Regions from separate parts of the Homo sapiens genome. Here region 2 is linked to region 1. A link is an interaction called in ENCODE POLR2A ChIA-PET data of the cell type or tissue named here. Cell type or tissue: OCI-LY7. All regions are shown on one strand. Links, peaks and the distances in the headings refer to the core of each region. The heading gives the core; the rest is flanking DNA.

Region 1 (2,915 bases), core at 128-2,627:
CTGGATAAAGAAAATGTGGTAAACATACACCACAGAATACTATGCAGCCATAAAAAGGAAAGAGATCATGTCCTTTGCAGAGACATGGATGGAGCTGGAAGCTGTTATCATCCTCAGCAAACTAACACAGGAAAAGAAAACCAAACACCACATGTTCTCACTTATAAGTGTGAGCTCAACGATGAGAACACATGGACATATTGGGGTGGGGGGGGACAAACACACTGGGGCCTTTAGGAGGGAGGGGTTGGGGGAGGGATAGCATCAGGAAGAATAGCTAATGGATGCTAGGCTTAATACCAAGGTGATGGGTTGATCTGTGCAGCAAACCACCACGGCATATGTTTACCTAGGTAACAAACCTGCACATACTGCACATGTACCCCATAACTTAAAAGCTGAAGGAAAAAAAATTGGCTGGGTGTGGTGGCATGCCCCTGTAGTCACAGCTACTCAGGAGGCTAGAGCAGGAGGATGGCTTGCACCCAGGAGTTTAAAGCTGCAGTGAGCTATGATTGTGTCACTGCACTCCAGCCTGGCAACAGAGTGAGACCCTGTCTCTAAAAAACGTTATAAATAAATAAATAATGTAGGTAAATGTTCTCACTGCAACAAAATATATGAGAGATAATGAATGTGTTAATTAGCTTGGTATAATCATTCCATATATATATATTTTATATATATATACACACACACACACATCAACATATCACATAGTACCCCGTAACTATACACAATTCTTTTTTCTATTAAAAATAAAAAGAGGTCAGGTGCAGTGGCTCACACCTGTAATCCCAGCACTTTGGAAGGCCGAGGCGGGCGGATCACAAGGTCAGCAGATCGAGACCATCCTGGTCTAACTCGGTGAAACCCCGTCTCTACTAAAAATACAAAAAATTAGCCAGGCGTGGTGGCGGGCGCCTGTGGTCCCAGCTACTCAGGAGGCTGAGGCAGGAGAATGGTGTGAACCTGGGAGGCGGAGCTTGCAGTGAGCCGAGATCGCGCCACTGCACTCCAGCCTGGGTGACAGAGCGAGACTCTGTCTCAAAAAAATAATAAAAATAAATAAATAAAATAAAATAAAAACAGAAATAGAGAAAAAAAAGGACAAAAAGGGATCAAAGTTAAAGTCTGTCTACAAATCTTTCACAACTAAGTTTTCAGATATACTTAGTTTTACCATGGCTACATACTGGGCAATAAGTACTCACTCTTTAAGAGCTCAGTTTTACTAAGGTATTGGAGGTCATGGAGAAGGATAGCTTCCCTCTGACTGAACTAAGGTAAGCAGGAGTTTTTAAAAAATTTAAGGAAAACAACAACAACAACAACACACACACACACAGGCCAAGGCAAGAGGATTGCTTGAGCCCAGGAGTTCAAAACTAGCCTAAGCAACATAGTGAGACCTCATCTCTACAAAAACAAAAAACAAAAACTAGGGGAAACCAAGGAGAACAAAATACACCAAAACTGAGTGATGGATGAATACTGACTACAGATTAAATTTACCTGAAATCTAAACACAAATGCAACAGGCTGACAGTTTATAAAATGATTTCTTTCATTTCAACCCTATCTAAACTGACTTTTAAAGACGATCAAATTGTGTTGGCACTGTTTTTAGCTTTGATTAGGTGCTCCTTGATTCATATTAACTGCTTCTAGAACATTACAATTTACTCTCAAATTTAATAAGCTGTTCTTTTAGGCTCATAACACTTGATAACGCAAACTTCCCTGGTTACCAGAAGCAAGAAGAATACTTTTTAAAAAAGATACAGATCCCTAGCTTCATTTTCAGAGCTACTGAATCGGAGTATCTGAGTAGAGTGATAAAAAAACACTTTTTAGAAAGCTCCATCAGTGCTTGCCAGGGGACTGGGAAAATATGGAGTGACTGCTTAATGGTTACAAGGGTTTCCTTTGGGCGATGACAAGTGTTCTGGAATCAGGCAGTGGCAATAGCTGCACATCACTGTGAATATACTAAAAAAACCACTGGATTATATACTTAAAATAGTTTAAGCTGGGCACAGGAGTTCATGCCTATAATCCTAGCACTTTGGAAGCCCAAGGTAGGAGGATCACTTGAGGCCAGGAGTTTGAGACCAGACTGAGCTGGTGAGAACCCATCTCTAAAAAAATTGTTTTTTAATTAGCCAGGTGCCTCAGCACAGTCTGTGGTCCCAGCTACTCAGAAGGCTGAAGTGGGAGGATCACCTGAGTCCACGTAGCTGAGGTTGCACTGAGCTGTGATCACACCTCAGCCTCCCAAGTAGCTGGGACCACAGACCCATGCCACCACACCCAGCTAATATTTTGTATTTTTGGTAGAGACACGGTTTTACCATGTTGCCCAGGCTGGTCTCAAACTCCTGAGCTCAAGTGATCTGCCCACCTCGGACTCCCAAAGTGCGGGGATTACAGGCATGAGCCACCGGGCAAGAGTAACAAATATTTTAAAATGAGCTGCGTGTGGTGGTGGACATCTGTAGTCCCAGCTACTTGGGAGGCTGAGGCAGGAGGATCACTTGAGCCCAGGAGTTTGAGGCTGTGGTAAGCTATGGTCATGACATTGTACCCTAGCCTGGGTGACAGAGCAAGACTCTGTCTCAAATAATTAAAAAAAAAAAATCTGAAACTACTATACATGTATAAAGAAAATGAACAATTAAATATTAATAAATGGATGGTGAAGGGCCAGGCGCAGTGGCTCACGCCTGTAATCCCAGCACTTTGGGAGGCCGAGGCGGGTGGATCACGAGGTCAGGAGATCGAGACCATCCTGGCTAACACGGCGAAACCCTGTCTCTACTAAAAATACAAAAAAAAAAAAATTTAGCCAGGCGTGGTGGCAGGCGCCTGTAGTCCCAGCTACTCGGGAGGCTGAGGCAGGAGAATGGCAGGAA
Region 2 (2,915 bases), core at 297-2,796, 94 kb after region 1:
TGGAATACTGTCTGCTCATCTGCTGGAAATCACCTTCTCCCTTAGTTTATGTCCTTCTGAGTCATAGAAGGCAGGCAGACCTCAGGTGCAAAAGGCATTGATGGTAAAGGTGTGGGAGGAGGAGGGACATAAGAGACTGGAGGAGAAAGGCAAGGCGTGGGAGAGACAGTGGAGAGCTGGAAGAGGAACTTTCTTATTGTGTTTTTAGGGGAAATGTTTCATCAAAGGCTGCTGTGCCTACCACTCCTAATGGATGAGATGATTTTAGGTGGTAAACAGTTGAACATATGAAATTTCAGAACAAAAAATGAAAAAAGATGAAAATAAAATAAATTTAAAAAAGAAATAAAATGTCAGGTCATGCGTGGTGGCTCACACCTGTAATCCCAGCACTTTGGGAGGCCGAGGCAGGTGGATTGCTTGAGTTGAGGAGTTTGAGACCGGTCTGGGCAAGGCGGCAAAACCATGAGAACAGATTGGGGTTGGGTTGGGCTCAGTTTCTGACATAATCGTTCAGGATTGGAAGGCATGTGAGGCAAAGGTCCTTAGGAGTAAACTTGTCTAATAAACGAGCTCTTTGCCCAGGTAAGCAAACTGCCTGCCCAAATACATTGATTTGCAGGAATTTTCTGAAGCAAATTGCCAAGTTACATATTGGCTTACAGTCTTATTTTCCTGGGCGAGTGTTTCCTGGAAAAAAAGCTGTGTCATATTGACATTGATGGACTCAGTGCTTATAATTATTTGTTTAGTTAATGTGTGTTTGAAAATATATAACTAGGCCGGGTAAGGTGGCTCACACCTGTAATCCCAGCACTTTGGGAGGCCAAGGTGGGCAGATCACCTGAGGTCTGGAGTTCCAAGACCAGCCTGGCCAACATGGTGAAACCTCGTCTCTACCAAAAATACAAAAATTATCCATGTGTGGTGGTGCACGCCTGTAATCCCAGCTACTTGGGAGACTGAGGCACAAGAATCACTTGAACCCAGGAGGCGGAGGTTTGCACTCCAGCCTAGGCAACAGAGTGAGACTCTGTCTCAAAAAAAAAAAAAAAAAAAGGAAAGAAAGAAAGAAAAGAAAATATATAACTAGTGACATTTTGAGGTGGATGATTCAAATAAAATAAAAAACTAAACAAAAAATAAAAAAAAAAGTAAATATATAACTAGCATATCCAACCACTGATCTTGAAGGTAATATTATTTAGGGCAACACTGAAGAATATTGGGTTTAAAGTTAAAAACTAAGTGATTTAAAGAAAAATACATTAAATAACTAATAGTACGGATGATACTTATTTATCTATGACAAAAATTGTGACCACTATAAATGAAAGACTGAAATGTGAAAAGCACGGCTCAACACTGTCAGAATATCTCGGTAGGGTCTAGGCTAGAGGACAGCCCTAGCACAGGGGAAGGTGTGTAACTCATAGGTGAATCATCAGAAAGAACCAGGGGAAGAGAGTGGGGTTGCAGAGCTGGTCACCTGATCTGGGAGGGACATGAACACCCACTGGGTTTGGTGTCATTTCTGTTGTGCAAATGAACTGAGAATTAGAAAAGTCCCCCTGGCTGGAAACAGAGTTTGTAGTGGACCTACTTGGGTCTAAAGCTTTCAAATAGGAAGTAACAGTTGGGTTGGAAGATCCCATGAAAGGCGGTTGGGTTCCCCAAGAGAGGCACCTGCCATCGCGGTCACCAGGCCCCACTGAGAACAGGCCAGGTGCCAACTGAACAGCATAGTGAAGAGGGGCTGAAATTCATTTAAGGTCAAGCCAGCCTATATGGCTTGGTGAGGAATATTTTGGACAAACTGAGAAGGACAGAAGGCAAAGGCAAGGGCAGCTTCTGGTTTTCTAGGAGTCTGAGCCAAAGAAACTTCCAGGGTGGAGCTGGTATAGGGAAAAGGTAACATCCAAATCAATGCAGGCCAAGGTTAGCTTGAATCCAAGAAGAGGAACCTTTGGGACCAGACAGGGTAGGGCCTTAGGTAGAAACCCCAGCAACCAGGGCAGAATTCTGAGCAACTGCTGTTCTCAGGTGGCTGCTGAGACCAAATAAAGCTTGGTCCTGAGTCAGCGGCTGATGTAGTAAAAAGGGAGCAAGCACGGATGTGGGTTCTGAAAGTTGCTAAGAATCTCACTACCGGGAATCACCTGGGGGCCTAAACCTTAGGTAGCTTTACCAGCATTCTATTCCAGCCAAATCCTAGAGTAAAACCTAGAGAATCCTGAAAGAAGACATTCTAAAAGTAACCGTAGGCCAGGCGCCATGGCTTATGCTCATAATCCCAACACTTAGGGAGGCCGAGGCGGGAGGGTTGCTTGAGCCCAGGAGTTCAAGGCTGCAGTGAGCCAGTGAGCTTGGGAGATAGAGCGATACCTTGTCTCAAAAAAAAAAAAAAAAAAAGTAATCCTAGCCCTAGTACCTTTCCTTCAAGACAAGGACAAAATATTGTTGATATTCTGCAAATCCACGATTTCTAGTGGTTCTTGTAACAGCTGCAGTGTTACTCACTGCCTTGTTAACTCCTTGTTAGCTCCCCCGACCAGTGTTGCACGTTGCACTGTGGCTGGAGCATGGCTGCATGGTCAGACTGTTTAGGTACACATGAATGTTCCATCATTCAGTACTCAGAGCACCTCAGACAAGTCACTTACCCTCACTGAGGCTGAGATTTTTGCATTTGTACCTACTTCGTGGAGGTACTGTGAAGTGGGAGTGACAGAATTTATGTAGAATGCTCAGCACATGGTGAGCACGTCATAAATATTAGCTGTTAGCTCTTACTTTATTTATTCATTTATTTATTTTAATCTTTTTTTTCTTTCTAGCTCTCATTTTAATAAAGCTTTAAGGGGATTTTTGATTTGGGATTTTTACTTCCCCTGGACCTGGAGGAAGAGAAAGGA

The links. Peaks named below come from ENCODE experiments on the same cell type or tissue, not always from the same donor. Only the 100,000 strongest peaks of a DNase experiment are listed, where the experiment ranks them.
Region 2: POLR2A ChIA-PET joins it to region 1 with 11 read pairs; 5 of 35 experiments call an interaction of 5 or more read pairs at or near these places.

What each region holds. Positions count from the first base shown.
Region 1 is chr18:9,159,528-9,162,442 of GRCh38, reverse strand. The region is part of intron 1 of ANKRD12 (ankyrin repeat domain 12); the gene reads right to left. Among named protein-coding and RNA genes, the nearest start is that of ANKRD12, 24 kb to the right of the region's middle. In OCI-LY7, for the core only: no CTCF peak of the experiment used is centred there; no DNase peak of the experiment used is centred there.
Region 2 is chr18:9,065,714-9,068,628 of GRCh38, reverse strand. LOC124904243 (a long non-coding RNA gene) reads left to right here and starts at 2,838. Exons shown (of 2, transcript XR_007066278.1): 1 at 2,838-2,915. RefSeq lists an enhancer at 1,758-1,977. In OCI-LY7, for the core only: no CTCF peak of the experiment used is centred there; DNase peaks (open chromatin) are centred at 1,608, 2,058 and 2,658; H3K4me3 peaks cover 1,033 bases; H3K27ac peaks cover 2,500 bases.